Linked DNA regions of Homo sapiens: region 2 is linked to region 1. A link is a loop called in an ENCODE intact Hi-C map of the cell type or tissue named here. Cell type or tissue: PC-9. All regions are shown on one strand. Each heading gives the region's core, and the rest is flanking DNA. Links, peaks and the distances in the headings are about the cores only. Region 1 has its middle 45 kb from the start of SYK. Region 2 has its middle 99 kb from the start of MIR4290HG.

Region 1 (15,868 bases), core at 4,849-12,848:
TCTGGTACAGCTCTAGTTGCCAAGTTCCCAAGGCTGCAGCAAGGTAAATGGAATTCCACTTGTGAGCAAGGAGACCATATATGGTGGCGTCTCCCAGATCAGAACATACAGGGGAAGAACAACTGCCTAAGCTGGGAAGGTGGGAGTGCTGCCCACCTCTGGAAAATAAAGATTGCTCAACCACCTCCACGGGAACAGGGGAGGAATATTTCCATAGACCCAGTTTGGCAGCAAAGGATAGGTGTCATACCCTGAAGGGCCTCCATTTGAGCCCCAACAGGGCTCATTTTTGTCTGTGGCCATGAATGGGAAGAAGTCACACCCCATAACCATGCCCGACTCTCCAAGGAGCCACCTGTTCTTTTAGGAGTAGCTTTCCCTTGTATATCAAAGCTTGAAGCAGAGGTGAATGTATGTTGACCACCCTTGCCTCTTCAGGGGTCACAGTCTATAACCCCATAAGACCCAGGAATACCAGAAAGGAGCAAGCAGGAGGATTAATTCTGGCAGGAATCAGGGCAGCAATAGGACTAATGGCATCCAGGGGGTAGCTTTGCCTACCACGAGTCAACCCTAAAGAACTTGACTGAAATCCTAGAATCCTTAGCCACCAACACAGGTCAGGCAGTAAAGGGAATTCAAGAGTCCCTAGACTGTTTGGCAAATGTAGTTCTCAACAACAGACTAGTATTGGATTATTTACCAGCTGAACAAAGCAAAGTCTATGCAGTTATTAGTAAAACTTACTGCACATATATTAACAACTCTGGGCATGTTGAGGTTAACATTCAAAAGATCTATGAGCAAGCTACCTGATTACATAGATATAACTGGGGCAGTGAACCCAAATATATCTGGTCCACTATTAAAATTGCCATCCCAAGTCTCACCTGGTTTTTATCAATCCTAGGACCTCTGATAGCTGTCTTGTTATTACTAATCTTTGGCCCTTGCTACTTTAACCTCTTAGTAAACTTTATGTCTTCTAGATTATAACAGTTCCAGGTAAACACAATGCTGGCACAAGGCTTCAAACACATTCTGTCTACTGATACAGAGAATAAAAGCATCCTGCCTCTTGGCCCCCTAGATAAGGTATACAGACATTTTTACTCCTCTGATGCCAGGCAGGGCGTATGCCCCTAAAATCAGCAGAAAGCAGTTACGGAAAATGGGCCTTCACCTTTCTGCAAGGAGAAGTATCTAATCTCTGAGCAGGGAATGAGGTAAGAGGCAGGACCAGATGAAAGACATCTGGTCTTTCATCCAGACCAGATGAAAGACATCTGGTCTTTCATCCAGACCAGATGAAAGACATCTGGTCTTTCATCCAGACCAGATGAAAGACATCTGGTCTTTCATCCAGACCAGATGAAAGACATCTGGTCTTTCATCCAGACCAGATGAAAGACATCTGGTCTTTCATCCAGACCAGATGAAAGACATCTGGTCTTTCATCCAGACCAGATGAAAGACTGGCTGGAACAGTGGCTGGAACAGCCACTGAAAGCATCTCTTCACAAGACATGCTCACCAGTGCCATGGTGGTTTACCATTGCAATGGCAACACCTGGAAGTTACTGCCCAAAGAAATTTATGAATAAACCACCCCTGAATTTGCAAGTAATTAAAAGCAGGTATAAATATGACTGCAAAACTGCTTCTGAGCTGCTACTCTCCAAACACCACCTATGGGGTAGCCCTGCTTTGCAGCAGCAGTCATGGAGCTGTGACACTGCTACCTCAATTAGGCTGTTTTCTACCACCAGCTCACTCTTGAATTTGTTCGTTAGTGAAGCCAAGAAACTTCTTGGACTAAGCCCTAATCGTGGGGGCTCACCTGTCCTGCATCAGAAGGGCATCATCAGCTGCCCAGAGAGGTTCTCTGAGAGCAAAACAAAGTTTTACCCAGCAGGGACTCCAAAAGATGACCTCCTCTCTTTGGATGTTTTACTCCAGCAAAATAAAAGTGCAAACAAACACAGGGGGGTGAGGCACCCCCCACGATGCGGGGAGTAAGAGCCAGCCCCTCTCCCCCCCGGCTCTTAGGACCCCCATCGCAGGGGGGTGAGGCACCCCCCGCGATGCGGGGAGTAAGAGCCAGCCCCTCTCCCCCTCTGGCTCTTAGGACCCCCATCGCAGGGGGGTGAGGCACCCCCCGCGATGCGGGGAGTAAGAGCCAGCCCCTCTCCCCCCTCCTGGTTTTTAGGATCCGCGGTGGACTCACAGCCTGTTTACCATATTGTGAGTAATATCATCTCCCCCTCTGGAGATTATGAACTTTTTCACAGACGGGTGTACACCCTCGGTGTACAGACGGTGTACAAGCGTCTGTATTGGGAGTAATATCATCCTCTTCCTCCCTGAATATTAAGAACAGTATTACAGGGGTGTTTCTACTCCCTACGATATCGCGTATCATATCCTCCTCTCCCATGTTGCAATTAGAAACAATATCAGTAGGGGCGTGTCCACCTTCTGTCGTATTGAAAGTAATACCATCCTCTTCCCTCCAAGATCATGGGAACAATATCCCTGGGGGGTGTCCACTTTCTGTCATATATGTAGTCATATCACCCCCTCCATCTTGGAATATTATTAAGGACCATCTCACATGCGGGTGTATACTTCCTGCGATATCGGGAGTAATATCAACCTCTCGGCCTCTGAAGATTAGGAAGAATATCACAGGGTGGGTGTACACCTCCTGCTCTATTATGGGGAGTCATATCTATCTATTATGGGGAGTAATATCATCCTCTCCCTTTCAGGATATTAATAACAATTTCACAGGCTGGGTGAACACAGCCTGTGATGCTGGAATTATTATCATCCTGTCCCCCTCAGCATACTAGGAACAATATCACAGAAGAGGTGTACACTCCCTGCGATATTGGGAGTAATATCATACGCTTCTTCCGTGGATGTTAGGAGCAATATCACCGGGTGGCTGTACATTCATTGCTCTGTTGGCAGTCATGTCATACTCTACCCGCTGGGTATTAGGATCGGTGTCACAGGGTGAGTGTACACCTACTGTGATATGAAAACTAATATCATGCTCTCCATCCCTGACTATTAGGAACAATATCACAGGTAGGTGTACACCCCCTGTGGTGTTAGGAGTAATAATATTATGAATTATTAAACATCAGTCTTATTAAGAATTATCAATGGTAAGATTAATAGTATAATGTCATTAATCATTAATGCTTATTTTCAAGATATGATTATGCATGATTAAAATAATTAATATTAATGTCACTTTTAATATTAGTTATTAATTTTAATACTAATTATTGTTTTATTACCATCACTTATGATTGAAGTAACATTAATTACCGATATCATTATTTTATTATTAATAGTGATATTGCTATTAATTATTAATAGTAACCATTAATATTTTAATCCATACTGTTTTACTGTCTCTACTGTAATTATTAATATCGATGATTACTATTAATTGTTATTGTTTATTAATATTAATAATTAATGTAACTGTTCCCGATATCTGTGGGGGAGATGATATTACTCCCAATATCGCAGAAAGTGTACACCCCTCTATGATGTTACTCCTAATAGCCAGGGGGTAGAGGATGACATTATTGAAAATATCGCAGTGGGAGTACGTCCCTTCGGTCATCTTGTTCCTAATATCCTGGGTGGGAGCGGATGATATGACTCCCAATATCGCAGGGGGCGGAGACCTCCCCCGTGATACTGTCCCTAACATCCAAAGGTGGAGAGGATGATATTTCTTCCAATTCGCCGGGGGTGCACACCACCCTTGTGATATCGATCCTAATACTCAGGCGGCGAGAGGATGATATTAGTCTGAATATTGCAGGAGGTGTACACTCCCTAGGGATATTATTCCTAATATCCAGGGACGGAGAGGATGATATCACTCCCAATATAGCAGGGGGGGAACACCCCTTCTGTGACGTTGCTCCTAAAGGGCAGCAGGGGAGAGGAAGATATTACGGCCAATATCGCAGGGGGTGTACACCCTCTTGTGACATTCTTCCTTATATCCTGGGAGGGAGAGGAAGATACTAGCGGCAATGTCGCAGGGGCTGTACACACCCACTGTGATATTGTTCCGAATATCCCAAGGGGGAGAAAATGATGTTACCTCCAATATCGCAGGGGGTGTACATCCTCCTGTGATATTGTTTCTTATATTCAGGGGGAGAGGATAATATTAGTCCCAATATCGCAGGGGTTGTACACACCTCCTGCGATATGGGGAGTAAGAGCCAGCCCCTCTCCGCCCCTGGCTCTTAGGAGCCCCATCGCAGGGGGGTGAGGCCCCCTCCGTGGTAAGGGGAGTAAGAGCCAGCCCCTATCCCCCCCTGGCTCTTAGGACTCCCATGGCAAGGGGATGAGCCCCCCGCGATGCGGGGAGTCATATCACCCCCCTCTCCCCCGCTGGATATGACGATCCACGGTGGTCACACAGAGTGTTCACGTTATTGTCAGTAATATCTTCGTCCCTGGAAATTACCAACTATGTCACAGACGGGTGCACATCCTCTGCACTTTTGGAGTAATAGCATCCTCTTTCCCCTTGATATTAAGAACAATATCACAGGAGTGTTTTTACCCCTAGGGGCATTCCGTGTAGTATCATCCTCTCCCACGTTGAAATTAGGAACAATATCACTGGGGGCGTTTCCACCCCGTGCGATATTGAAAGTAACATCATCCTCTTCTCTCCTGGATCATGGGAACCATATCACTGGGGTGGTGTACACTTTCTGCGGTATTGGGAGTAAGATCATCCTCTCCACCTAGGAATATTAAGGACCATATCACAGTGGGGCTGTACACACCCTGTGCTATTAAGAAGAATATTATCCTCCCCTGCCCTGCACATTGGAAAAAATATCACAGAGTGGGTGTACACCTCCTGCGATGGGGGGGGGGGGGGGGGTGATATCATCTTCTCTTCTTCTGGATAATAGCAACAATAGTACACGGGTTTGTACACTTTCTGTGATATTGGGAGTAATATCAACCTCTCCGCCTTTGAATATTAAGAACAATATCACAGACTGGATGTACACCCCCTGCGATATTGGGAGTCATATCAGCCTCTCCTCTCCATGGATATTAGGAATAATATCCCAGGATGGGTATACACCTCCTGCTGTATGGGGAGTCATATCCTCCTCTCCCTTCCTGGCTACTAGGAACAATATCAGAGGGTGGGTGTACACAGCCTGCGATATTGCGAGTAATATCACCCTCTCCCCCTCCGGATATTAGGAACAATGTCACAGAAGGGGTGTGCACTTCCTGCGATACTGGGAGTAATAGCATTCTCTTCTTCCGTGACTATTAGGAGCAAAATTACCGGGTGGATGCACACCCAGTGCTATATTGGGAGTAACTTCATACTCCACCCCCTGGAGATTATACTCGGATCAATATCACTGGCTGGGTGTACACCTACTGCGATATTGAACGTAATATCATGCTCTCTCCCTCCCTGGACATTAGGAGCAATATCACAGGTGGGTGTACACCCACTGAGGTATTAGGCTTAATAGTAGTATGAATTATTCCTCATTTATTATTAACATGAATATCAATGACCGATATTCATATTAATATTAAGAAATAATTGCTAATAAAAATTTTTCAGATTAATATTAATATTAATTATTAGGAGCTAATATTACTGTTTTCTAGTGAATAAGATCAATATCAGTTATTAATATCGGGCATCATTAATCATTAATATTAATCATTTATTGTTATCATTAGTATGACTATTTAATATTAATCATCATTATTATTGGTATTGATTTTAAAAATTATATTATCAGTTATTAATATTGATAATTATTAGTGTCAATTAATAACTGAGATTATTAATTGCGGTAAGTCACATTGCGCCATTCCACCCCTCCCTCGGCAGCTCGTTTACGACCCAAAACGGGGATACAAATGCCCCTGAGAGAGCAGCGGTATACTGGGATAGATGAGGATGGTCACGTGGTGGAGAGGCGTGTTTTTGGGTACCAGCCCTTCACCTGCGTCGACCTTCTCAACTGGAAAACCAATACACCGCCCTATACCAAAAAGCCACAAGCCCTAATTGATTTGCTCCAAACTGTTATCCAGACCCACAACCACACCTGGGCTGATTGGCACCTGTTGCTCATGTTCCTCTTTAACAGCGAAGAAAGGCGGAGAGTCCCCAAGCAGCAACTAAGTGGCTAGAGGAACATGCATCAGCTGATTATCAAAACCCCCAAGAGTATGTAAGGACCCAGTTACCAGGAACCGACCCCCAGTTGGACCCACATGAAAGAGAGGATATGCAAAGGCTAAACCGAGACAGGGAAGCTCTCTTGGAAGGATTAATGAGGGGAGCTCAGAAGGCCACAAATGTTAAAAAGGTCTCTGAGGTCATTCAGGGAAAAGAAGAAAGTCCAGCACAATTCTACGAGAGGCTGTGTGAGGCCTATTGTATGTATACTCCCTTTGATCCCGATAGCCCTGAAATCAGCGCATGATTAACATGGCTTTAGTCCGTCAAAGCACAGAAGACATGAGAAGAAAACTGCAGAAACAGGCTGGGCTTGCAGGGATGAATACATCACAATTACTAGAAATAGCTAGCCAGGTGTTTGTAAGCAGGGATGCAGTAAGCAGTAAGGAAAACGGCAAAGAGAATGGAGGTCAGGCCCAGCAAAACACCGACCTGTTTGTTAGCTGCAGCAATCAGAGGGCCCCCCACCCAAAGAGGCAAGGGAAGGGGGGCCCTGGGAAAGAAACTCAGCTTGGCTGTCAGAGTTTGCAGCGTAACCAGTGTGCTTATTGTAAAGAAATAGGACAGCGGAAGAACAAATGCCCTCAGCTCAAAAGAAAACAAGGTGACTCAGAGCAGGAGGGCCCGGAGAAGGAGGAAGGGGCCCTGCTCAACCTGGCAGAAGGGTTATTGGCCTGAGGGAGACCGGGCTCAAGTGTCCCCAAAGAGCCTCTGGTCAGAATGACAGTCGGGGGTAGAGACATTGATTTTCTTGTAGATAGTGGTGCTGAACATTCGCTAGTAACCGCCCCGGTCGCCCCCTTATCCGAAACAACTATTGACGTCATCGGAGCCACGGGGGTTTCAGCAAAGCAGGCTTTCTGCTTGCCTCGGACTTGCACTGTAGGAGGACATAAAGTCATTCATCAGTTTTGGTACATGCCTGACTGTCCCTTGCCCTTTTTGGGAAGGGACTTGCTCAGCAAGCTGAGAGCCACTATCTCTTTGACAGAGCATGGCTCTTTGCTGCTAAAGTTACCCGGAACAGGAGTCATTATGACCCTTATGGTCCCCCGAGAGGAGGAATGGAGACTTTTCTTAACTGAGCTGGGCCAAGAGAGAAGACCAGCTCTGGCTAAGCGGTGGCCAAGAGTACGGGTGGAAGACAACCCTCCGGGATTGGCCAGTTAAGACTGGGGCCCAGCCGGTTAGGCAAAAACAGGCCCTGGTCCCCAGAGAAGCTCTTCAAGGTATCCAGGTCCATCTCAAGCACCTAAGAACTTTTGGAATTATTGTTCCTTGTCAGTCTCCATGGAACACTCCCCTCCTGCCTGTTCCCAAGCCACGGACCAAGGACTACCGGCCGGTACAGGATTTGCACTTGCTTAATCAAGCTACACTGACTTTACGTCCAACAGTACCTAACCCATCCACATTGTTGGGGTTGCTGCCAGCTGAGGACAGCTGGTTCACCTGCTTGGACCTGAAAGATGCTTTCTTTCCTATCAGATTAGCCCCTGAGAGGCAGAAGCTGTTTGCCTTTCAGTGGGAAGATCCGGAGTCAGGTGTCACTACTCAGTACACTTGGACTGGACTTCCCCAAGGGTTCAAGAACTCCCCACCATCTTCAGGGAGGCATTGGCTTGAGACCTCCAGAGTTTCCCACCAGAGACCTAGGCTGTGTGTTGCTCCAGTAGGTTAAGACACCCCACGGCGGTCGGGTGCGCCAAGGGAACAGATGCCCTACACAGGCACCTGGAGGACTATGGGTATTAGGTGTCCAAGAAGAAAGCTCAGATCTGCGGACGGCAGGTACCTTACTTGGGATTTACTATCCGAGAGGGGTCGGAATGCAGCCCTGGATCAGAAAGAAAGCAGGTCATTTGCAACCTACCAGAGCCTCAGGGCAGAAGGCAAGTGAGAGAATTCTTAGGAGCTGTGGGGTTTTGTAGACTGTGGATCCCAAACTTTGCAGTATTAGCCAAGCCTTTGTATGAGGTCACAAAGGGGGCAGGGACTGGGAACTTTTGGAATGGGGATCCCAACAACAGGAAGTCTTTCATGAGTTAAAGGAAAACCTTCTGGCAGCCCCAGCCTTGGGGCTACCCGATCTGACAAAGCCTCTTCCATTGTATGTGTCAGAGAGAGAAAAGATGGCAGCTGGACTTTTAACCCAAACTGTGGGGCCCTGGCTGAGGCCAGTGGCCTACCTCTCTAAACAACTAGATGGGGTTTCTAAAGGATGGTCCCCCTGTTTGAGGGCCTTGGCAGCAACTGCCCTGCTAGTACAAGAAGCTAATAAGCTGACTCTTGGGCAAAACCTGAACATAAAGGCCCCCCATGCTGTGGTGACTTTAATGAATACTAAAGGACATCATTCGCTAACGAATGCCAGACTCATCAAGCACCAAACTTTGCTCTGTGAAAATCCCTATATAACTATTGAAGTTTGTAACACCCTACACCCTGCCACCTTGCTCCCGGTACCAGAGAGCCCTGTCCAGCCTGATTGTGTAGAAGTGTTGGACTCAGTTGACTCTAGCACACCTGACCTCCGGGACCAGCCTTGCACATCAGTAGACTGGGAACTATATGTGGATGGGAGCAGCTTCTTCAACCCCCAAGGAGAGAGAGATGCAGGGTATGCAGTGGTAACCCTGGACACTGTTGTTGAAGCCAGATTGTTGCCCCAGGCCACTTCAGCCCAGAAAGCGGAACTCATTGCTTTCACTCGGGCCTTAGAACTCAGTGAAGGTGAGACTGTAAACATTTACACTGATTCTTGGTATGTCTTTTAACCCTTCAAGTGCATGGAGCATGATAGAAAGAAAAGGGCCTATTGAACTCTGGGGGAAAAGACAGAAAATATCAACAAGAAATCTTGCAATTATTAAAAGCAGTATGGAAACCCCACAAGGTGGCAGTCATGCATTGCAGAGGACACCAGCGAGCTTCCACCTTGCTGGGTTTGGGGAATTCCCTCGCTGACTCAGAGGCTCGAAGAAGCAGCATTTGCCCCCTTCTGGGCATCAGTGCTCCCTCAAGCACCTGATCTTGGACCTACTTCTTCTAAAGAAGAAAAGGACTTTCTCCAGGTAGAGGGAAGGACAAGTGATGGAGGGAGGATGGATTCAGTTACCAGATGTGAGAATAGCTGTGCCACAGTTGCTAGGAGCTGCAGTTGTACTGGCTGTGCAAGAAACCACCCATGTAGGTCAGGAGTCACTGGAAAAGTTGTTAGGCCGGTATTTCTACATCTCACATTTGTCAGCCCTTGCCAAAATGCTGAGGCAGCGGTGAGTTACCTGCCGAGAGCATAATGCGAGGCAAGGTCCAGCCGTTCCGCCCGGCATACAAGCTTATGGAGCAGTCCCCTTTGAAGATCTCCAGGTAGACTTCACAGAGATGCCAAAGTGTGGAGGTACCAAGTATTTACTAGTTCTTGGGCGTACCTACTCTGGGTGGGTGGAGGCCTATCAAACACAAACTGAGAAAGCTGGTGAAGTAAACCCTGTGCTCCTTCGAGATCTGATTCCTAGATTTCGACTGTCCTTACGGATCAGCTCAGATAACAAGCCTGCGTTTTTGGCTGCCTTGGTACAGAAGACGGCAAAGGTATTGGGGATCACACGGAAACTGCGTGCCGCCTCCCAGCCTCAGAGTTCCAGAAAGGTGGAGCGGATGAATCGGAGTATCAAAAATAGTACTATTGTCTTCCCCGCTGGATATTTAAAACAACACCACAAGGGGCGTCAAACCACCTGCTAAATTTGAGGGAATGTTATCCTCTCCCCCGCTCCCCTGGCCCCGGATATTAGAGACAATAACACAGGGGTCATGTACACCCACTGCTTTATTGGGAGTAATATCATCCTCTCCCTTCTTGGATATTAGGAACAATATCACACTGTGCATGTACGCCTGTCGCGAAATTCAATGGAATGTCATCCTGTGCCTCCCTGGATATGACAAACAATATCACGGGGGATGTACAACTTCTGAGATATTGGGAGTGATATCATCCTCTCCCCTCTGGAAGTTAGAGACAATATCACAGGGGTAGTGTACACCCTCTGGGATGTTGGGACTAATATCATCCTCCCACCCACTGGATATTAAAAACCATATCACAAGGGGTGTGTACACACACTTCGATATTGGTATTAATACCATCCTCTCCCTCTTTGGATATTCGATGCCATATTTCAGGTGGGGTATACACCACCTGCAATATTGGAAGTAATATGATTTTCTCCCGCCCGGATATCAGAAACAATATCACAGGGGGGTGTCAACAACCCCTGTGATATTTGGAGGAATATCATCGTCTCCCCTCATGAATATTAAGAACAATATCATAGGGGTGGGTGGTGTACACCCCCTTTCATATTTGATATCATCCTCTTCCCCCCTGGATATTAGGAACCATATCAGGATGTACAGACCCTGTGACCTTTGCTGTCATATAATTGTCTCTCCCCTAGATATTAGGAAAAATGTCACTGGGGATGTGAACAGCCTTGCAATATTGGGAGTAATATCATCCTCTCTCCCCTTGCATATTGGGAACAACATCACAGGTGGGGTGTACTGCCTCTGCGATATTGGGAGTAAAATTTTCCTCTCTTCCCCTGGACATTAGGAAGGGTATCAGAGGGGGAGGGTGTACATTCCCTGCCATATTCAAAGTAACCTTATCCTCTCCCTCCCAGGGTATTCAGAACAATAGGACAGGAGGGGTGTACACCCCCTGCGATATTGAGAGTCATATCATCCTCTTTCGCTCTGGATATTAGGAACAATGTCACAGGGTTGTGTACACCCCCTGCGGTACTGGGAGTAATATCATCCTCTCTTCCTGTGGATATTAGGAAGAGTATCACAGGGCTGTGTAAACCCCCTGCGGTACTGGGAGTAATATCATCCTCTCTCCCTCTGGATATTAGGATGATTTTCACAGGGGTGTGTACACCCCCTGCGATATTGGGAGTAATATCATCCTCTCCACCCAGGAAATGACTAACAAGGTCATGGGGGAGTGTACTTCCCCTGCGATATTGGGAGTAATGTCATCCTCCCCAAACCTGGATGTTTGCAACAAGATCACAGAGTGGGTGTACACACCCTGCGACATTGGAAGTAATATGATCCTCTCCCCAACTGGGTATTGGGAAAGATATCACAGCGCGGGTATACATTTCCTATGCTGTTGGGAGTAATATCATTCTTTCCCTTTCTGGATATGAGGAAGAATATCACAGGGGTGCTGTACAATTACTTCGATATTGGGAGTAATATCATCCTCTACTTTCCTGGATATTGGGCACAAAAACACAGAAGGGTGTACGACCCCTGCGATATTGGGAGTAATAGCATACTCTCTTTCCCTGGATGTTAGAAAACAATATCATCAGGGCTGAACACCCCCCGCGATAATGGGAGTCATATTTATTCTTTCACAGGCCATTTGGACCAATATCACAGGGGGTGTTTACAAACAGGGGTAGTGTACACCCCCTGTGATATTGGGAGTAACATCATTCTCTCCACCTCCAGATATTAAGAACAATATCCCCGCGGGAGGCGGTACACCCCCAGTGATATTGGGCATAATGTCATCCTCTCCTTCCCTGGATATTAGGAACAATATCACAGGGTGTACACCCACTGTATTATTAGGAATGATATCTCTGTAGGATATTACAATTAGTATCACAGGGTGTGCAGCCACTGTGATATTAGGAGCAACATCTTTCTACGATATTACAGACAATATCACAGGGTGTACGCCCACTCTGATGTCAGGAGCAATGTCTCCCTAGGATATCCAAAATCATACCACAGGGTGTACAATCTCTGCCTTCCAGGTTCTAAGGGATTCTCCTGCTTCGGCCTCCTGAGCAGCTAGGGTTACCCGCCACCACGCCTGGCTAATTTTTTTTTTTATTTTCACTAGAGATGGGGTTTCACCACGTCGGCCAGGCTGGTCTGGAACTCCTGACCTCAGGTGATCCGTCGGCCTCGGCCACCCAAAGTGCTGGGATTACAGGTGTGAGCCATGGCACTTGGCCAAGAGTTATATATTAAATTAATGTGGAAACACAGCTCCCATATTTGAGTGTGCATGTACTTTTATGAATAAATGATGTCAGAAAACCTAAGGATGATAATAAATATGAAAAGTAAGTGGCATGTTAAAAGGTCTTCCGATTAAGAACTCTAAGGTTCTATTTTGTTTTTAGATAATGCGGTCCTAGCTCTTGTATCATCCTTTTACATATTCTACATCAAAGGAATTTGTCGCACGGTGTCAGAATAAAACAGAGTGTATTTCACTGCTTCTTAATTTCTTTCAATTAGACTGAGATCTTTTTCTTAAAGAGAGAAGAGCATCTTCATTGCATTTTATTTTTTCTGAAAAGAGTAGGCCGTATTTTACTGAGATCATGGATTTGTTGTATATTATGTTTTGGACTTCTAAAATTCTTCAGTGGATTTTCTCTAAAGTAGTATGTACAGAAGGAGTTGAATAGCAAAAAAGTAAATCATGTAATAATTCTGAGACTTTTGGGCTTGTCACAACTGAGAAATATTGCTGGCGGTGTATGGTCCTCAAGTGTGAAAATGTTCCTTGTGAATTGCTTGCATCCAAAATATACACACAGCATTAAGGGCTGGTTTTTATCTTTTATTTTTCCAATCCTCTTTTCTTCCCAAGGTGTCCAAGTCACACAGAGCCACGGCATCTCACAGGTGTCTGAGAATTCCTCCTCCTGGGACTCTCAGAGGATCCAGAACTGCAGCCTGTCCTCGCTGGGCTGTCCCCATCCATGTATCTGGTCACAGTGCTGAGGAACCTGCTCGTCATCCTGGCTGTCAGCTCTGACTCCCACCTCCACACCCCCATGTACTTCTTCCTCTCCAACCCGTGCTGGGCTGACATCGGTTTCACTTCGGCCACGGTTCCCAAGATGACTGTGGACATGCAGTCACATATCAGAGTCATCTCTTATGCGAGCTGCCTGACACGGATGTCTTTCTTGGTCCTTTTTGCATGTATAGAAGACATGCTCCTGACTGTGATGGCCTAGGACTGCTTTGTAGCCATCTGTCGCCCTCTGCACTACGCAGTCATCGTGAATCCTCACCTCTGTGTCTTCTTAGTTTTGGTGTCCTTTTTCCTTAGCCTGTTGGATTCCCAGCTGCACAGTTAGATTGTTACAATTCACCTTCTTCAAGAATGTGGAAATCTCTCATTTTGTCTGTGAGCCATCTCAACTTCTCAACCTTGCCTGTTCTGACAGCGTCATCAATAGCATATTCATGTATTTCAATAGTACTATGTTTGGTTTTCTTCCCATTTCAGGGATCCTTTTGTCTTACTATAAAATTGTTCCCTCCATTCTAAGGATTTCATCGTCAGATGGGAGTATAAAGCCTTCTCCACCTGTGGCTCTCACCTGGCAGTTGTTTGCTTATTTTATGGAACAGGCATTGGCATGTACCTGACTTCAGCTGTGGCACCACCCCCCAGGAATGGTGTGGTGGCGTCAGTGATGTACGCTGTGGTCACCCCCATGCTGAACCCTTTCATCTACAGCCTGAGAAACAGGGACATTCAAAGCGCCCTGTGGAGGCTGCGCAGCAGAACAGTCGAATCTCATGATCTGTTCCATCCTTTTTCTTGTGTGGGTAAGAAAGGGCAACCACATCAAATCCCTACATCTGCAAATCCTGACCCTTAGTCACATTATTTTTGTGGCTTGATGGCTTTTATTCCTTTCTGCATTTCCTATGTGGATATTGTTTTCTTCGTTGTGCCTTTAACTGGAGTGGGTGAGGATTCTGGGATCCTTTGTTTAGCAGAAACCTCATGACTGAATCCTCTATACCTAGGCGGCCTCCTTTAGTTTCTGAGCAATAACCCTGTCATCCAGGTGGAATCACAGCCATCTTTTTATATACATGAAGTCCGCACTTCGTTTTGGAATTCCCTGAAAATTGACTTCATGGAAGCAATGTACAGCAGGTCCTCCAACACCATTGGTGCGTTCAAAGATGTGTAGTTATAATGTTGGTGAGGAATAAGTGGTTTCACTATACCTAATCTTGCTTAAAGGTGAAGTTTCCAAGAGACTTTCAAAGACGATAAGTGAGGACATACTGTACATCAAATTCATATCCTCTTCAGAGTTCATGTGGAATTTCTTTATAAACTGCTTCTAAAGAATCTATTTAGGCAGGTTATGTGTAGCGATCCATGTCACCGGTCCTCAATCTTGGCTTTGAGTCAAATCACCTGGGGAGCTTACAAATGATGAGGCCTGGGTCTCATTACCTCAGATTCTGATTTCCCTGCACCTATGTGAGTATGTGGATTTTTTTTTTTTTTTAAAGCACCAGAGGTGGTTGCAATGACGAAGTTTTTAGAGGCATCAAGCTCCAATGAGTAAGAACAGATGTTAATTGTAATATGATTTCTTCAAATATTATCTTCAAATGCATTGTCCATCAACACCATACAAATGTTTATTATGCTGTTGTTTCTTACCATTTAGCATTTTCTATTTTTTTCTTTTTCTTTTCTTTTCTTTTTTTTTTTTCGAGGCAGAGTTTCACTCTTGTTGCCCAGGCTGGTGGCACGGTCTCGGCTCACTGCAACCTCTGCCTCCCGTATTCAAGTGATTCTCCTGTCTCAGCCTTCCAAGTAGCTGGGATTACAGGCATGCACTACCATGCCGGCTAATTTTTTTTTTTTTTTTTTTTGGTATTTTTAGTACAGACAGTGGTTCTCCGTATTGGTCAGGCTGGTCTTGAACTCCTGACCTCAGGTGATCCGCCCGCTTCCGCCTCCCAATGTTCTGGGATTACGGGCATGAGCGACCGCGCCCAGCCACTACTTAGCATTTTCATTTTACATTTGTTGAAATTATAGATTTATACACACTTTGATGCTGCTTTGTTATACACTTGCATATACATAAGACGGGAAATAGAAAAGAATAAAATAGGCACAGTATCCCTGAAGTTTCACATTCCGAGACATGTTAAAAATATTTGCTTTTTAGAAATTTGTTTCAGTTGAGAAACTGTGGTATACACACACAATGAAGTATTATTCAGCCTAAAAAGGAATAAACAAAATCCTCTCCACTGCAGACAAAATGGATGAGATTTCAGGTCTGTATATTAAGTGAAATAAGCCAGGCACAGAATGAGAAATATTACATGTCCTCACTTATGTGTAGGAAGAAAAAAGAAAATCTTGGCCAGGTGTGGTGGCTCAGGCCTGTAATCCCAGCACTTTGGGAGGCCGAGTCGCATGGATCACTTGAGGCCAGGAGTTCGAGACCCGCCTGGCCAACATGGTGAAACCCCGTCTCTACTAAAAACACAATTAGCCCGGCGTGGTGATGCGTGCCTGTAGTCTCAGCTACTCGGAGGGCTGAGGCCCAAGAAGTGCTTGAACTCAGGAGGCGGAGGTTGCCGTGAGCCCAGATTGTGCCTGTATACTCCAACCTGGGCAACAGAAAGAGACTCCATCACACACCTACACACAAAAGGAATCTCAGGAAGGTGGAAAGTATAAAGGTGGTTAGCAGA
Region 2 (15,868 bases), core at 2,501-10,500, 610 kb after region 1:
TAGCCACTTTGAAAGATAGTCTGGCAGTTTCTTACAAAACTATATACACACTTACCATAAAATCCAACAATCATGCTCCTCGAGATTTTACCAAATGATCTGAAAACTTACATCGACACAAAAACCTTCACACAAATGTTTATGGAAGCTTTACTCAGAATTACCAAAACTTGGAAACAACAAGATGTCCTTCAGCAGATGAATAGATAAGTAACCTGTGGTATATCTAGACAATGGAATATTATTCAGCACTGAAAATAAATAAGCTATCAAGCAATAAAAATACACTGCAAAATCTTAAATACATATTAACAAATGAAACAATCCAATCTGAAAAGGCTACATGCTGTATGATTTTAACCGTATGGCATTCTGGAAAAGGCAGAACTACAGAGACTATAAAAAGATCAGTGCTTGCTGGGGTTGTGGGGAAGGAGGGATGAATCAGCAGAGCACAGGGGATTTTTAGGGCAGTGGAACTACTCTGCCTCTTAATGGTGAATAAATGTAATTATACATGTGCCAAAACTCAAATATACAATACCAACAGTGAACTCGAATGTAAACTATGGATTTCAGGTGATAACGATGTGTCACTCACTGTAGTTTAACCCATAGTAACAAATATTCCACTCTTGGTGCAGGATATTGATAGTGATAGTGAGGGTGCAGGATATTGATAGTGGGATATTGATACAAATATGTGGGGAGGGGTACATGTGAAATCTCTGTATCTTTTGCTCAATTTTGCTGTGAACCTAATCTGCTCTAAAAATAAAGTCTATTTTAAAAATATATATGGAGAAACCTTAAAAACATATGCTAAGTGAACAAAAGCCCACATAAAAAGACAATACACTGTATAATTCCAACTATATGACATTCTGGAAAAGGCAAAACTATGAGGACAGTTAAAAAAAAAAAAAGTTCAGCGTTTGCCAGAGGCTTGTGAGAGATATAAATAGTGAAGCACAGGGAATGTTTAGGGCACTGAAACTGTTCTATCTGATACTGCAACGATGCACACATGTCACTGCACATTTGTCAAAGTGTATAGAACACACAACACAATGAGCAAACCCTAAAGTCATCTATTTACACTATTTAATAATAATATATCAATATTAACCCATCAATTATTTTTAAAAGTACCACCCTAATACAAAATGTAAATAATAGAGAAAACTGAGTGTGTGGGGGGGATTAGGAACTTTCTAGACATTCTACTGATTTTTCTATAAACTTAAAACTTCTCAAAAAATTAAAGTCTTTTAAAATTATCTATAAAAATAAAAATAAGAATAGAAAGAAGCAGATAAGCATGACAGATAATGAAGAGAAAAATCAACCAATCAAAACTGATGCAGGTATTAGAATTAGTAGACAAGGACATTGAAACACTTATTATAAATGGATTGTATACATTCAAAATGTTACAAACATGAAAGACACAAGAACCACCCAATCAAACTTCTACAGATGAAAGCAGCATTGTGTAATGAAATTGTACTGAATTAGGCTAATGTGGATTAGATGTTGCAGAAGATTGACAGGTGAACTTGAAGAAATGAAAACAGAAATCAGTCCAGGCATGGTGACTCATGCCTGTAATCCCAACCCTTTGGGAGGCCAAGGTGGGTGGCTGACCTGAGGTCAGGAGTTCAAGACCAGCCTGGTCAACGTGGTGAAATCCCGTCTCTACTAAAAATACAAACTTAGATGGGCACAGTGGCACGTGAGAGGCTGACGTGGGAGAATCACTAGAACCTGGGACGTGGAGGTTGCAGTGAGCAGAGATCGTGCCACTGCCACTGCACTCCAGCCTGAGTGACAACAGGGAAACTCCATTTCCAAAAAAAGAAAGAAGAAAGAAAGAAAGAAAGGAAGGAAGGAAGGAAGGAAGGAAGGAAGGAAGGAAGGAATCATACAAAATAAAACACAAAATGAAAGAAAAAAATAAAAAATGTATAAAGCATCTATCAGCTATAGGAGTGTCAACTAGCCTAGTATACATGTAATCAGATCCCACGAATGACAGAATAAAGTGCAGAAAGAGACAAAAATATTGTTTAAAAAATCCCTTAAAATCTTATATATATATGATAAAAACTAAAATTCCACAGAAGCAAACAAACTTCAAAAACAAGATATGAAGAAAACAATAGGAGTTTCAGTTCTTTGACACCTTTTTTGAGAGGCCAGAAGACCATTTCCCAAGGAAGGGACTCAGATAAAACAAAAGTTTCAAGCTTTAAGATCAGGGAGTCAATTTCTATGATAAAACAAACAAACAAAAACTATCTATGGGGCTATTAGGTTGAGTTTCAAAATCATGGCAAGACAGGCATGTCCACATTCACAACTTCTATTTAACATTATACTTGAGGTATACTTGAGGTTTCAGCCAGTGTAGTAAGATAAGAAAAATAAATAAAATGCATTTATATTGGAAAGAAAAACATAAAACTATCATCATTCACAGAAGCATGATTATCTATGTTAGAAAAGGTAATGAAATATACAATTCTACAAAAGTAATAAGTGATTTAACAAGATTCAGGATACAAGATACAAAAATCAATTGTCTGGAAATACAAAGAACCTAGACCATCCAAAACAACCTGAGAAAAGAATAAAGACAGAGGAATCACAATATAGAATTCAAAGAATTATTATAAAACTGCAGTAACCAAGACAGTGTGGTTTCAGCAAAAACATGAATACTCTTTTCAGAAAATCATGTTGGAATAATTTTATATTCATACACAGGAAAGAAAAATTGGCCTATAATTTGCTCCATAAAAAAAGAACTCAAAATTGTTAATAGACCAAAATTGTTAATAGACCAAAACTGTAAACCTAAAACTATAGAACATTTTAGAAAAAAAAATAGGAGAAAACCTGTGACTTTGGCTTAGACAAAGATTTCTTAAATACGACACCAAAAATAACATCCATAAAAGAACAACTTGATAAATTAGTTTTCACCACAATTAAAACTGTCTGTTCTTCAAAGGATACTCTTACAGATACTGTCAAGAGAATGAAATGACAGGCCATAGACTAAGAGAATACATTTTCAAAACATATATACAGTAAAGAAGTTTACTCAGTAAATATAAAAAAACTCTCAAACTCGATACTAAAAAATAAATAACCTAATTTTTTTAATGGGCAGAAGATTTAAACAGATACTTCACCAAAAAAGATGCATGTTTTGCAACCAAGCAAATGAAATATCATTAGTCATAGGAAAAATCAAATTAAAACCACAATGAGAGGGTAGTATGCACCTAATACAATGGCTCAAAGTAAAAGCACGGACCACACCACATATTGGAAGAGGTAAAGGAGCTGGAACTCTCCTGCTGGTAGAAATGTGAAATAGTATAACTGCCATCAGAAACTTTCTGTTGATTTATGAAAAGGTTAAATGTTTCACATTGTTAAAAAGATTCTACATGTAAGTGAGATGTAATGTTTTTCTTTCTATATAAAAAAATGCAAGTATACAGAGACAGAGAACAAAATAGTGGTTACCAGGGGCAATGGGTGGGGGGCAGGGAGACATGGGGGTCGGGGGAGTGGTAATGGGGAGATGTAGGTCAGAGGATACAAAGTAACAGATATGTAGGATGAACAAGTCTAGGGATCTAAGGGAGAACATGAGAATTATAGGTAATAAAATCGTGCGATATATGGAATTCATGCTAAATGAGTAGATTTTAGTTGTTCTTGCCATGCACACACAAAAAAATGGGTAACTATGTGAGATGATGGACATGTTACTTTGCTTCAGTACAGTACCCTTTTTACTGGCTATATGTGCCCCAAAATGTAATGTATATCTTAAATATGCACAATAAAATTTATTTTTAAAAAAATTGAATGTGCACTTAATATATGATCCCTCTCCAAAGCATTTCCCTCAAGGGCAAAAAAAAAAAAATGGGTTTGTACAAAGACTTTCACACAAATACTTACAACAGCTTTTTGTAAATACTAAAAACATTAGAAGCTATCTAAATGTTCATCAAAAAGTGAAAGGATAAACAAAATGTGCTCTATCACACAATGACACAAAGGAATGAAATATTAATACATGCAACCATAAATGAATCTCAAAAGTGAAAGAAGACAGACATAAAAGTATATATGTAAAATTCTAGAAAAGCAAAATTAATTCATAATGAAAGAAAACAGATCAGTAGTTCCTTGGCCATGGAAGTAGGAGAAAGGAGGGAGGTACAAGGGGTACAAAGAGGTACAAGGAAAGTTTTTGGGGTGTAGTTATGTCAGCAATCTTGATTACGGCGATTGATTTATAGGTGTGTACTTCTGTCAAGGCTTTTTAAATTGTACACTTTAAATATATGTAGTTTCTTGCATATCAATTATACCTCAAAAAATTATAAAACCATAAAAAAAAGCACTGGGAAATTTTCATTTGCTAGTTTCTAATAATCACATTTTGAAGGCAAGGGTGCTTACCAACAGGGATTTTGTAAAACAGCCACAAAAGAGAGCACTATGAAGCTTTAAAGAATGATAAATATCTCTAGACTTCCACTTGTAACTGTGATAAAATAGGTTTATCAGATCACCATTGCCACCAGGAACAACCAGAAAACCTAAAATGAATATGTGTCGTTCATATATTACACAGATGTTGATACATAGATTCTATCCATCTATCTCTATATATCTATCTCTAGACAATGATGATCTGATAAAACTTATTTTATCATGGTTACTAGTGAAAGTTTAGAGATATTCATCATTTTTAAAGCTCCATAGTGCTCCTTTATTGGATCCTACCATATCTTTAAGAAGGGAAATTGTAATTTTAATACCTGTACTACAGAGAAGACATATTGTAAGCACAGATATTAGATTTTCTACTTAGTATATGTGTAAAGCCCTTGGGTCATGGTAGGAGGAACAATGCCTCACAAAAGACAGAAAATATGAGCTTGAGGAGGCCTGACTAGGAATGAAGACCTCGACTCATCATTGCTCTCGGGTCCTCACTAGGAAAGCATTCAAACTCCTACCTAAGCCGGCAAACATAAATGTAGCACAGCCAAGTGTTAAATTTTGAACATTTTCAACTTTCTGTACTCCCGTGGATGGATTCCTGCTAAACCATTGCATTTTCTTAACTCTGAGCATTGGCTGTTTTTATTCTTAACAACTTCCTTACAGCATACGTATGTCAAATTCAACCATTGCTTAGAGAGAAATCATGGCAAGAAAAATCAACATTTCTTCATCTACCTCTGTTTTATTCTAGGGCGCCATCTGCTGGCCAATACCTTTCTTCTTACTTTCAAAAATTGTTCTGATTAATGACACTGGGCAAATTCACAAAGAAGAAAAATTAGTTTGGTTGAGTCCATCAGCGTCCATCCAGGAATCTGGCCAAGCTGTTTTACCATTACCTCTTTGGAAGTAAAGTCAGAAGACTAAGACTCCTTAACGAGAAAAAGACACTGATCTAGATTTGGCGAGGGTGGCGGGGAGAGGGGGGTGGGAATGAGAGGCAGGGACCTCTCAGATATAGCTGTGACAAGCAGGTACATGCTTCATCCATTTTGTAAACAATGCAACAGATCAAGAGTCCTAAAAATGTCCATTCCTTTTGATTCTCAAATAAAATTCTGTGAATCTATCTTTCAAAAGGCCAGAGATGCGGGCAAACAGGTACATGTATGACTATAAATGTCTTATTTATAAAACCTTCACTATATCTATGGAGATATAGAGGCATATACAATATACATCAATTATAATTTTATATTACAATTTTAAAGTCTTGAGAATAATGTAGAAAAATGTCTAGGATACAGTGGTAGGTAAAATAAATTAGGGAACTAAACGATTTTTTAAGTATGATGCCAATTAACTACAAAATATATGAATTTAAAATAAATTGCAGAGAAAGAGTGGTTAGCTATGAATGTGGTATAGGCATTACAGTTTAATTTTAGTTTGTTTATCTGACTTTTGATATTTCCAAAAGGATATATAATAAATATTTTCCACTTTTGTAAAAACTCATATATTTAATGTGAGCCCGTTTACATTTGAAACACGTTGCAATGGTATGGGAAAAAGAAAATTGCATACTTTACTTCCACCTAGTGGATTTAGGAGAAGTTGCAATCAGAAACCCAACGCTTTCTTTAAAAGGTAAAACATTTAAAAACAAAACCAAATGTAAGAGCAGAGAGGATAGTGCAGAAAAGGGGAGAAGAGGGGAGGGAAGGGGAAAGGAGACTCAAGGTGGGCAGGAGAGGGGAAGGGAACAAAAAAGGTCATGTGCGCAGCGGCTGTATAGAAACATGCAAAATCTAAAAACATTAACATTTTAAGCAAAATGTCACCACTGGTATTTATACAGATTAAACAAGCTCTGTTTAAATAACAAGTCTCAATACATCTTCTTTAATATGATACTAGATTACCTCTACTTGTTCCGTCCGCAACCCCCAGCCCCCACTATCCAGCAACTGCTCCCTACTGGCTGCCCCAGTCTGCCCAGGCCTAAACAACAACGCCCTGCTGCCTCTGTCCTGACCTGTCACTTTTTGCTGGGGTGCCTGGCCTTCTTCACATCTCCTTTAAATATCCTGCTGCCCGAATGAGTTTTCTTTTGAGAGTTCTCTGTGCCCTTAAAAAGATCAAATCTATATTCTAACACGAATCCTTTCAAGTCGTTCCCTTGTTTAAAAATCCTCAAATGGTTCTTGTCACTGAAACTAACATCTAAATTCCTTAGAGTACTATCAGGGGCACGGGATGACCTCAACCTTGTCTCCGTTTGCAGATCCACCTCCCTTTACCCACGGTCCCCATCACAGCAGGCTCTCTCCAGCTTCAGGTGCTTGCCTGCGCTGTGCACTTTGCCTGGAATGCCTTCTCACTTTACCAACTTGTCATACCCCTGTGCACAGGCACCTGCTCCTTTGTGAAAACGAGTCACCTGGAGAATTGTAGATGTATCTATAATGATGGAACCCTAAGATATGATCTTTCCAATGGCTAGAACTAAGGGAAATTTTATGTGCATGTCTGTATCTATATAAAGATCTATATCAAGATCTACATGTATACTGACAGAACTAACTTTGGAATTAGAAGCTATGCTGCTGACAGGTTACATATTTCTGGAAAGTTATTTGCTAATTAGTGCCAGATATGATGTTAACATATCTGACAAAAAAAAGTGCGTTTTTTTTTCTTTATACCTGCAGGTTTTACACTTGGCTTAGAAATGAAAGCCAAGGTTATAAATTTGAGTTATAAGTACCTGACCGGGGAGAAAAACACAGAAGTGTTCAGAGAAGAAGGATGAAAACCAGGAGCCGAGAGTCCTAAGAACCAGGGAAGGGTTCCATTAAGCAGAGAGGAAGTGGTGATCCATGACAAAGCCAGGGCCCAGGAGGCAGGGCTGAGAACTCTGCACTGGGCAGCTGGTGGCATGCACAGAGAGAGGAACCTGGCAGAGAGATTAACGCAGGAGCAGATTCAGCAGGATAGGAGAGCGGCAGCTGAGGAAACCAAGGCAGCCAACGTGGGTCCCTTGCTCAAGAAGCAGGGCGGAAGGAAACAGTTCCCTTCCAGGCTGAAAGGACTATCTGAAAGATCAGGAAGAAGAGCAGTCTCTGGCCCGACTCCACTCCTCTGTCAGGGTGGGATGTGCAGAGCTCAGTGTCCCCCAGCCCTGGCTTGCAGGGGCAGGGGCTGTGCCAAGGTGGGGGCCACAGTGAGTGTAGGCAGCTCCAGAGTCCTGCAGCCCAGGCCTCAGCCCTCTGCCCAGACCCAGGCACAGCTCATAACTTCCTTGAGATTTAAAAAAATAAAAGGCCCCTGAGGGACACACAGAGTGTGTGAGGTACACTTACTGCCACCACCAAGGAAAAACAGTGAAAGAAAAAAAAAAAACTTTTACCTCTCTACCCCAAAAATGTCTTCCTTCCTTAGTATTCTCCAATCTTCACTCCCTTCACCACTGAATAAGAGGAGTGAAGACAGCCCCAAGAAGCTGCACATGATCTGTTTAAACAAGAGCTCGCTTGAAATTCAGAAAGAAGCCAATGGCCTTTAAAAAGCCAAACAACCGGCCAGCCTCCGTGGCTCATGCCTATAATCCCAGCACTTTGGGAGGCCGAGGCGGGCGGATCACCTGAGGTCGGGAGTTCGAGACCAGCCTGACCAACATGGAGAAACCCTGTCTCTGCTAAAAATACAAAAATTAGCTGGACATGGTGGTGCATGCCTGTAATCCCAACTACTCGGGAGGCTGAGGCATGAGAACTGCTTGAACACGGGAGGCAGAGGTTGCGGTGAGCTGAGATCACGCCATTGCACTCCAGCCTGGGCAACAAGAGTGAAACTCCGTCTCAAAAAAACCAAAAAACCAAAAAACCAAACAACCAAAGCACCCTATCCTGTCCCTTCTTACCTGAGGTACCTCCCTGTATTAGGCAACCACATACTTTGAAAATAATGACTTAGGAGGAAAGGAAGGAAAGAGCAACCCACGTTTCTTTTCCTTGAGTGCTTCTCACTCATTAGTCAGCCAAAGGTAGAGAGTTGGTAGAAAGTGTGCATATCATGAAGTGAAATAAAAGCAATTGACTTTATTTTGTGCAGCATTTCCACCATTCTGGTAAGAATGAAATACATATGCATGTATGAGCTACAAAATGCAACTGCCAATTTTATGTAAAGATGAATGGTAAAATGCATGCTAATAATTAATAATGGTAATTTGTCTTTACTTATTATGACATTAAATAGCACATTTGAAAACATCATGATAAGTCAAGAGAAAAACTATGGAAAATGTAAAAACATGATATGTTAGCACCTTTAACGGCACTTTTATTCATGTATTTTGTAAAAGTGTTCATATTTTCATTTTGTTCTGAATAAATTACGCATTCAGTTCTGTCCACAATCAGCTTCTTACCAAAGCCACCAGGAGCCGTACTATGTTCTTTTACGGAAACAAACACAGAGCATTACAGACAAATCCTCACTCTTGCCACATGAAATATTGGCCACAAATCCCTATCTATTCTCTTGGCTGTGAATGAAGCTGCACCACGGGTGACTTTGAGAAACTCTTAGATTAAGGCCCGCATTAAAACATTCGTGCATGCAGCCTGCTCCTTGCCTACTCTATGTGGAGCTCCACCATTCCCACTTAGCTTCCAAAAGGTGAGGGCATCTTGAAGATGAGAGGCACCTCCAGGCCCCATTTTATCACTCAGCTGCAAAGATGGCAGGACAAACTTCAGTACCCAAATGACAACCCAAGAAAGAAGTTGCCCTTGACCATTTCTATTTACAATCTCTTTCCTCTGTCCACTAAAAATACCACCACCTGCCACATCAGCTACATTATATATCCTTTTTAAATACTAATGTTATGTATTTTGGAACAGATAATATATAAGCATGATTCAAAAGTACTGATTTTAGAGGAAATTTTCTCTGACCACAGTAAAATTAAGGTAGAAATCACTAATTTCAAAAAAAACCTGAGTTTCTTTATAATTGGAAATTAAGTAATACAATAGTTATATTTTGAATTCCCCCAAAAGCAGATCTGGAGATAAGAGCATAGTATAGAGAGTCTATTTGGAAGGTGCTCTCTGGAAGCAGCAATGAGAGAATGGGAAAATCCAGACAAGGAATCTGGGAAACCCAATGATGTAAAGTATCTGGTTTGTCCAATGATGACTTGATTGCTTAGGAACCTGTGACAGGCATAAAGCACCCCAGAACTTACCAGTGAAGGAAAGAAGGCTGAGACATTTATATACCAGCTCCACTTGACCATGGATTGAGTGGCCTTAGAGGTCAATTTCCCTCCAAGGAAATTTGAAAAAGGCAAACTCCTCCAAGGAGTTTGAAAATGGTAGATAGAGATTGACTTCCCTGTATTGGACAACTGGATTTGTGCACAAGTCAAGCAGCCTCCCAGAGAATCTGAGTTGTCCTGGAGCAGAAGTAGAGAGTTACACGGGTCACACTTGAGGTGAGAGGCTGTCAACAAGAAAGGAGCTCACTGCAGCTGCAGCTGAAACCAGAGCAGACTGGGAGATGAAATGTTGGCACCAGAAGCATCAGACACAGCTTCTAAATCATCTACTGGTCAGAGAAAACAATAACAAAGGAAACTAGAAATGCTTTCAACTGAATGGTGATAAAAATACAGTGTAGAGCTTGTGAGACACAGCTAAAGCTGTATTCACATGAATATATTATAAAATTAGAAATTTTAGAAATTAAGGGGTTTAATATCTAACACTGAAAGTTATAAAGTGAAGATCAAATTAAATCAACGATAGTAGAAGGGAGGAATTAATAAAGATGCAAACTTACACTCTGGTTTCTCTCCAGATCATATAAATTTCTCGCCTTTTCTAAAGATGCAAACAAAAAATAACAACATAAAAAATAACTGCAATAAAATAGAAAATAACTACAAACAAATTCAAGAAGAGAAAGAATGTACAAATTACCAATTTGGGGATTAAAAATGGAATACTACTACAGACCCTACATACATTTAAAAGACAAAATGATTGTATGCAAAACTTTACACCAATGAGTTTGAAAAAGGTAGATAGAAATTGACTAAGGTCCAGAAAGCCTCAATTATAAAATTAACACAAGAAACATAGAACCTCTGAATAGTACTAAATCTATGAGAGAAAATTTATCAACAATTAAACATTTTTTTCTACAGGAAAAGAAATTCAGGCCTAAATGCTTTCACCAGTAAATTTACTAAAATTTTAAGATAGAAATGATACCAAATTATTCTCTATTTCTTTTATGCAAAAACATAACTTGATATCAAATCTGACAAGTACATTACAAGAAGGTGAAATCACAGATCAATCTTCTTCATAAACATAAATGTGAAATGCAAAAATCTTATAATATTGGCATCATATAGACATCATAACAAAGCTGAGTTTATTTCTAAGACTGCAATAATGGTTGAACATTGCTAATCAGTCAATGTAATTCATTAATGGAATGACAGATAATTCATCATAATTATATTATTAGATGCAGAAAATACATGTGAAAAAATTCAACATCTGTTCATCATTTTTAAATTAATAAAAAATAACCTAGCAGACTGGTAATAGAAAAGAATGCCCATAATCTGATAAATGGTATCTACATAAACCTACAACAAACATCACACTTAAGTATAAAAAGTTGAAAGCTTGCTCATTTGAAATAAAGAGGAGACAAAGATTACTTCAATTTGACATCATCTTTGAGGCTTTAACTGGTGCAATATGGCCAGGAAAAGAAATTAAAATTGCAAGAATTAGAAAAGAAGAAACACAACTGTCATTATTTGCAGACAATATGTTTGGGTATGTAGAAAATAAAAGTGACTCTACAAGCAAATTATTAGAATTTAGAAGTATATTTAGCAAGGATGCTGAATACAAGAATAATTAGCAAATACCAATTGCATTACTATATACTAACAAGAACATTAGAAATTAACGTAAGCTATTACTTATAAACCATCCTAAACTTGCAAATAGATCCAGTGAAGCAAGATTGCCTCACAACAAGCTATAAGGTATTACTTGTAATACCTTACTTAAGTAAATGGCAGGCTATACTGTATTAATGGATTTGATGATTCAATTGTATATAGAGGCCAATGGTCCCCCCAAATTATTTATAGATTCAACACCATCCAAATTATAATATCAGCAAGTAGTTTTTATAGTTATTATCTAGCTGATTCTAAAATTTGTATGTGTATAAAGTGTCAAGAATAGCCAAGGAAATATTGAAAAATAATAAAGTTGGAAAGCTTCTTCAAATATCAAAATGTATGATAAATTTACCTTAGTTAATAAAGTATAGAAATTGGCACCAGGAAAACCAAATAGATGAATGCAAGAGACCAGGGAGTATAAAAACACAACTGCACATATGTAAATTTACTTATAAAAAAATGAAACTGCAATTCAGTAAAGGGATGATATGCTTTCAGTAAATTTGATGAGTCAAATGGTTATCTGCACAGAAAAAAAAAGAAAACATAACCCACCTCATACCATTCAAAAATCAAAAATCAACTCCAGTTTATTTGCAGGTCTAAATGTAAAACGTAAAAAATATGAAAGTTCTGAAACACAACATGGAGAAATATCTTCACAATATTGTTATGAGGAAATGTTTTAACCTGACAGGAAGCAGTGAACATAAAGGAAAAGATCGATAAATTGGATTACTTTCAAGATTAAAAAGTTCTGTTCATCAATTAAGAGAATGAAAAGGCAGGTCACCAAGTGGGAAAAGGTATTAGCAACATATAATACCAAAAAAGACTGGTATCCAAACTACATAAATTGTTTATAAATCAATAAAAATACAACTAAATAGATAAATAGGCAAGAAATTTGAACAGGCACATGACAAAAGTGAATATTCAAATGACCCCAACAAATCTTGTTAATCTGTAAGGAAATGAAAACTAAAACCGCAATGAGATACTGCTACATACCTAAGGCAAAGTTTAAAATTATAAAGACTGAAAATTGTCAAGGATGTAAAGCAACCGAAACTCCCATAAACCTCTGGTGGTAATGTAAATCTGTTTAACGACTGGAATTGTTGGAAAAAATTGGAATTACCTTGTAAATTTGAAGAGTAACATACCTTAAGCCACAGCAATTTTATTGCTTGTAATATACCTTAATGCTAATTGAATACCTAATATATGCCAGAAATTCAGTTAGAGTTTCATAAATGTATACTCATTTATACATCCTAAGAAAGCTTTACCATGTATGAAGCAGCTAAATAGCTGGTTGAATGTCATACTGCTAGTACCAATAGGAGGGAAATTCCAACTTAAATCTGTCCAACTTCAAAGCTCAAGCATTACCCTGCATTCGCTACATGTGTGAATTTAATTATATGAAACGAGCATTTTCTTAATATGTTATTTGTAACAAGCAGCTATGGTGCTCACCCATATCCCTGCTCTACTCCAGCTCGAGCCTCTGCAGCTCCATCCCTGAGGGCTTCCTCTTGGCCTTCACGTGGAGCAGAGCAGAAGAGCCACAGAGCTGAAGCCTTGCCAGCAGCCCGCAGCCAGCGGGATGGGAGTTGGAGGATGATCTTCCTGCTTCCTTGTCCCGGGGGTGGGTCACGTCAGGTGTGCTCCAGTCTCCCTGAAGTACTGGAGCCCCGGTGGCCGGGCGCGGTGGCTCACGCCTGTAATCCCATCACTTTGAGAGGCCGAGGCGGGTGGATCACGAGGTCAGGAGATGGAGACCCTGCTGGCTAAAACGGTGAAACCCTGTCTCTACTAAAAATACAAAAAATTAGCCGGGCGTGGTGGCGGGCGCCTGTAGTCTCAGCTACTCAGGAGGCTGAGGCAGGAGAATGGCGGGAACCTGGGAGGCGGAGCTTGCAGTGAGTCGAGATCGCGCCACTGCACTCCAGCCTGGGCAACGGAGCGAAACTCCGTCTCACAAAAAAAAAAAAAAAAAAAAAAAAAAAAAGGAAGAGAAAGAGCCCGGGTTACCTGCTTCCCTCCCATCCTTGTCTCACCCCTCCCCTACTGTGCTTTCCGGGTATCACCTACCAAATCAACCCCTTGACTGGAATTGCTGTCTCAAAGTCTGTGTAGGAACCCAACCCAAGAAAACAATCTGACTTAAGGATAGTAACCAACTCTTTAGATTAACACGTTAAGTATTTTAAAATGCTGCACACCATTTTATATTAATAGATATCAAGACCACATTACTCATTATACATTGAAGGAATAAGAGTAATCTGTGAATTATCACCCTTTGTTCCTGTAATATCTCCTCCAGAAGTTTGTCAACATGCCTAAAATTTCTACGAAAATGTATGATGTTGGCCGGGCACCATGGCTCACACCTGTAATCCCAGCACTTTGGGAGGCCAGGGCAGGTGGATCACGAGCTCAGGAGATTGAGACCATCCTGGCCAACCTGGTGAAACCACATCGCTACTAAAAATACAAAAATTAGTTGGGCATGGTGGTGCATGCCTGTAATCCCAGCTACTCAGGAGGCTGAGGCAGGAGAATCGCTTGAATTAGGGAGTCGGAGGTTGCAATGAGCCAAGATCGCACCACTGAACTCCAGCCTGGGTGACAGAGCAAGACTCCGTCTCAAAAAAAAAAAAAAAAAAAAGAAAGAAAGAAAAGAGAAGAAAACACGAAAAAGTAAAGGTATGATGTTGCCCTTAAACAAGTAGTTTTTAAAGTTTTTTAAAGTAACATACACCTTTCAAAAAATGTAAGCAAAACCTCGATATATAATTCATAGAAAAGCAGTGATTCTTTCTTTTTTAGAAAAGAAAGTGAGGGCTCAGCATTTCAACCACTAAAGCATCATTCTCTTAAAACTCCTCTATTCCAGGGTATAAAGTCAGAACACCTCTGTGTTTGGAATTACATGACTAAGAAACTTTTGTTTTTAATGTGATACTTCTGGAAGAGTTAATGCCTTTATCTGTTAAAATGTAAAACTCCAAAGGAAAAGAGAGAGAACATTGACCACTGTGCTGATGGAATTATTACCAGAATCTTTGTTCTTTTGCACCTAAAAACTCTGCAGGATGAAAATTATCATTAAATAGTTACAAATAAGAAACAAGTCTGGGAGGGATTAAGAAACATGCCCAAGATAACATGGATGATAAAGTGAGAGTGAGACTTGGATTCTATTCTTTGCAGTTTCAAAGCTTATCTGCTTGATATTACACCACAAGAAAGCTAACTATTGTATTAGCAAGAACATGGGGAAAGGAGACCATTAGACTTAGCTTGTTATTGGGGTGATTGAGCAAACATGGAGCCAGAATTGAGCTGAAATGGGAAAGCTGAGAAAGGAAAAGGTGAGAAGGCTGGACATCAAGAGTTCTATTTTGTCTAGATGCCCCCAGGCAGACACATGAGATGCAGGATAGGCTGTTGGAAGCAGCTGTGGAGGAAGAAGGGGTCAAGGAAGATTTGTTGTTACAATGAACAATACTTAACCCAGTAGAGGAGCAGAAATGATGATGTAGGGCAAAGAGCAGATAATTGTTTGTAGAGTCTCACTTGAGAAGCTGAGGATGTAGGGCAGCCAAGATGTAAGTGTGCATTCAGAAAGGAGCAGAGATGGATCCATCATCACAGGAAATAAGTGAGAAGGCATAGCAGGCACTGATGCAGATAGGTTGGTGGATGAACAGTGCAAGTAGAAGGAGTTTTATCTTATTGCTTCATATTTATCCTACATAAATAAGGCAAAGTTATCAGCCCAGAATCAGCAGCGGAAGGAAGGTGGTGTTGAAGGATGGAGGAACAGAGAGGTGTGGAAAGTTGTTTTGGAAACTGGGTGAATGAGCACCCTAGGGTTTGTAGCAGAATGGCTTGGCAGTCGGAGAACTTACTTAAATTTGAAGTAAAAAGTTTGAAAATAAAACCATTGACTACTGACTTATTTTTTCCCAACAAGTCCAGGTCATTTGGTGTATATCTGCAATAGTTAGACAGTCAACAAGTATGACAGAAGGAGAGTGGAGGGAGGAAGTTAAAGGAGTTTTTCAGGAGTAGGTTAAGGACAGTACCATAGACTGATCTGAGTAAGGAAGAAGTGAATATCTTGGTGAGGCTAGCAATAATAAAGCCTAGACATCATCCCACTTAGATCTCCATCTCCAAGGGCTGGAGATGGAAATGAGGTCTGGGAACTGCCGGTGGAAGTATGAGGGAATGTGAGCTGGAGACTAGGGGAAAAGGTAATGGAAGGGGATTGGAGCTCTGTTCTCAGGAGTGGTG

The links. Peaks named below come from ENCODE experiments on the same cell type or tissue, not always from the same donor. Only the 100,000 strongest peaks of a DNase experiment are listed, where the experiment ranks them.
Region 2: a loop joins it to region 1, with 18 times the contacts of the local background. A loop is called at or near these places in 33 of 110 quality-filtered maps.

Annotation. Positions count from the first base shown.
Region 1 is chr9:90,749,312-90,765,179 of GRCh38, reverse strand. It overlaps the pseudogene OR7E108P. Among named protein-coding and RNA genes, the nearest start is that of SYK, 45 kb to the left of the region's middle. RefSeq lists an enhancer at 8,911-8,970. In PC-9, for the core only: CTCF peaks have their summits at 8,982 and 9,181 (motif pointing right); a DNase peak (open chromatin) is centred at 9,269; H3K4me3 peaks cover 538 bases; H3K27ac peaks cover 603 bases.
Region 2 is chr9:90,132,207-90,148,074 of GRCh38, reverse strand. No RefSeq gene overlaps it. Among named protein-coding and RNA genes, the nearest start is that of MIR4290HG, 99 kb to the right of the region's middle. In PC-9, for the core only: CTCF peaks have their summits at 5,314 (motif pointing left) and 6,112 (motif pointing left); no DNase peak of the experiment used is centred there; H3K27me3 peaks cover 1,884 bases.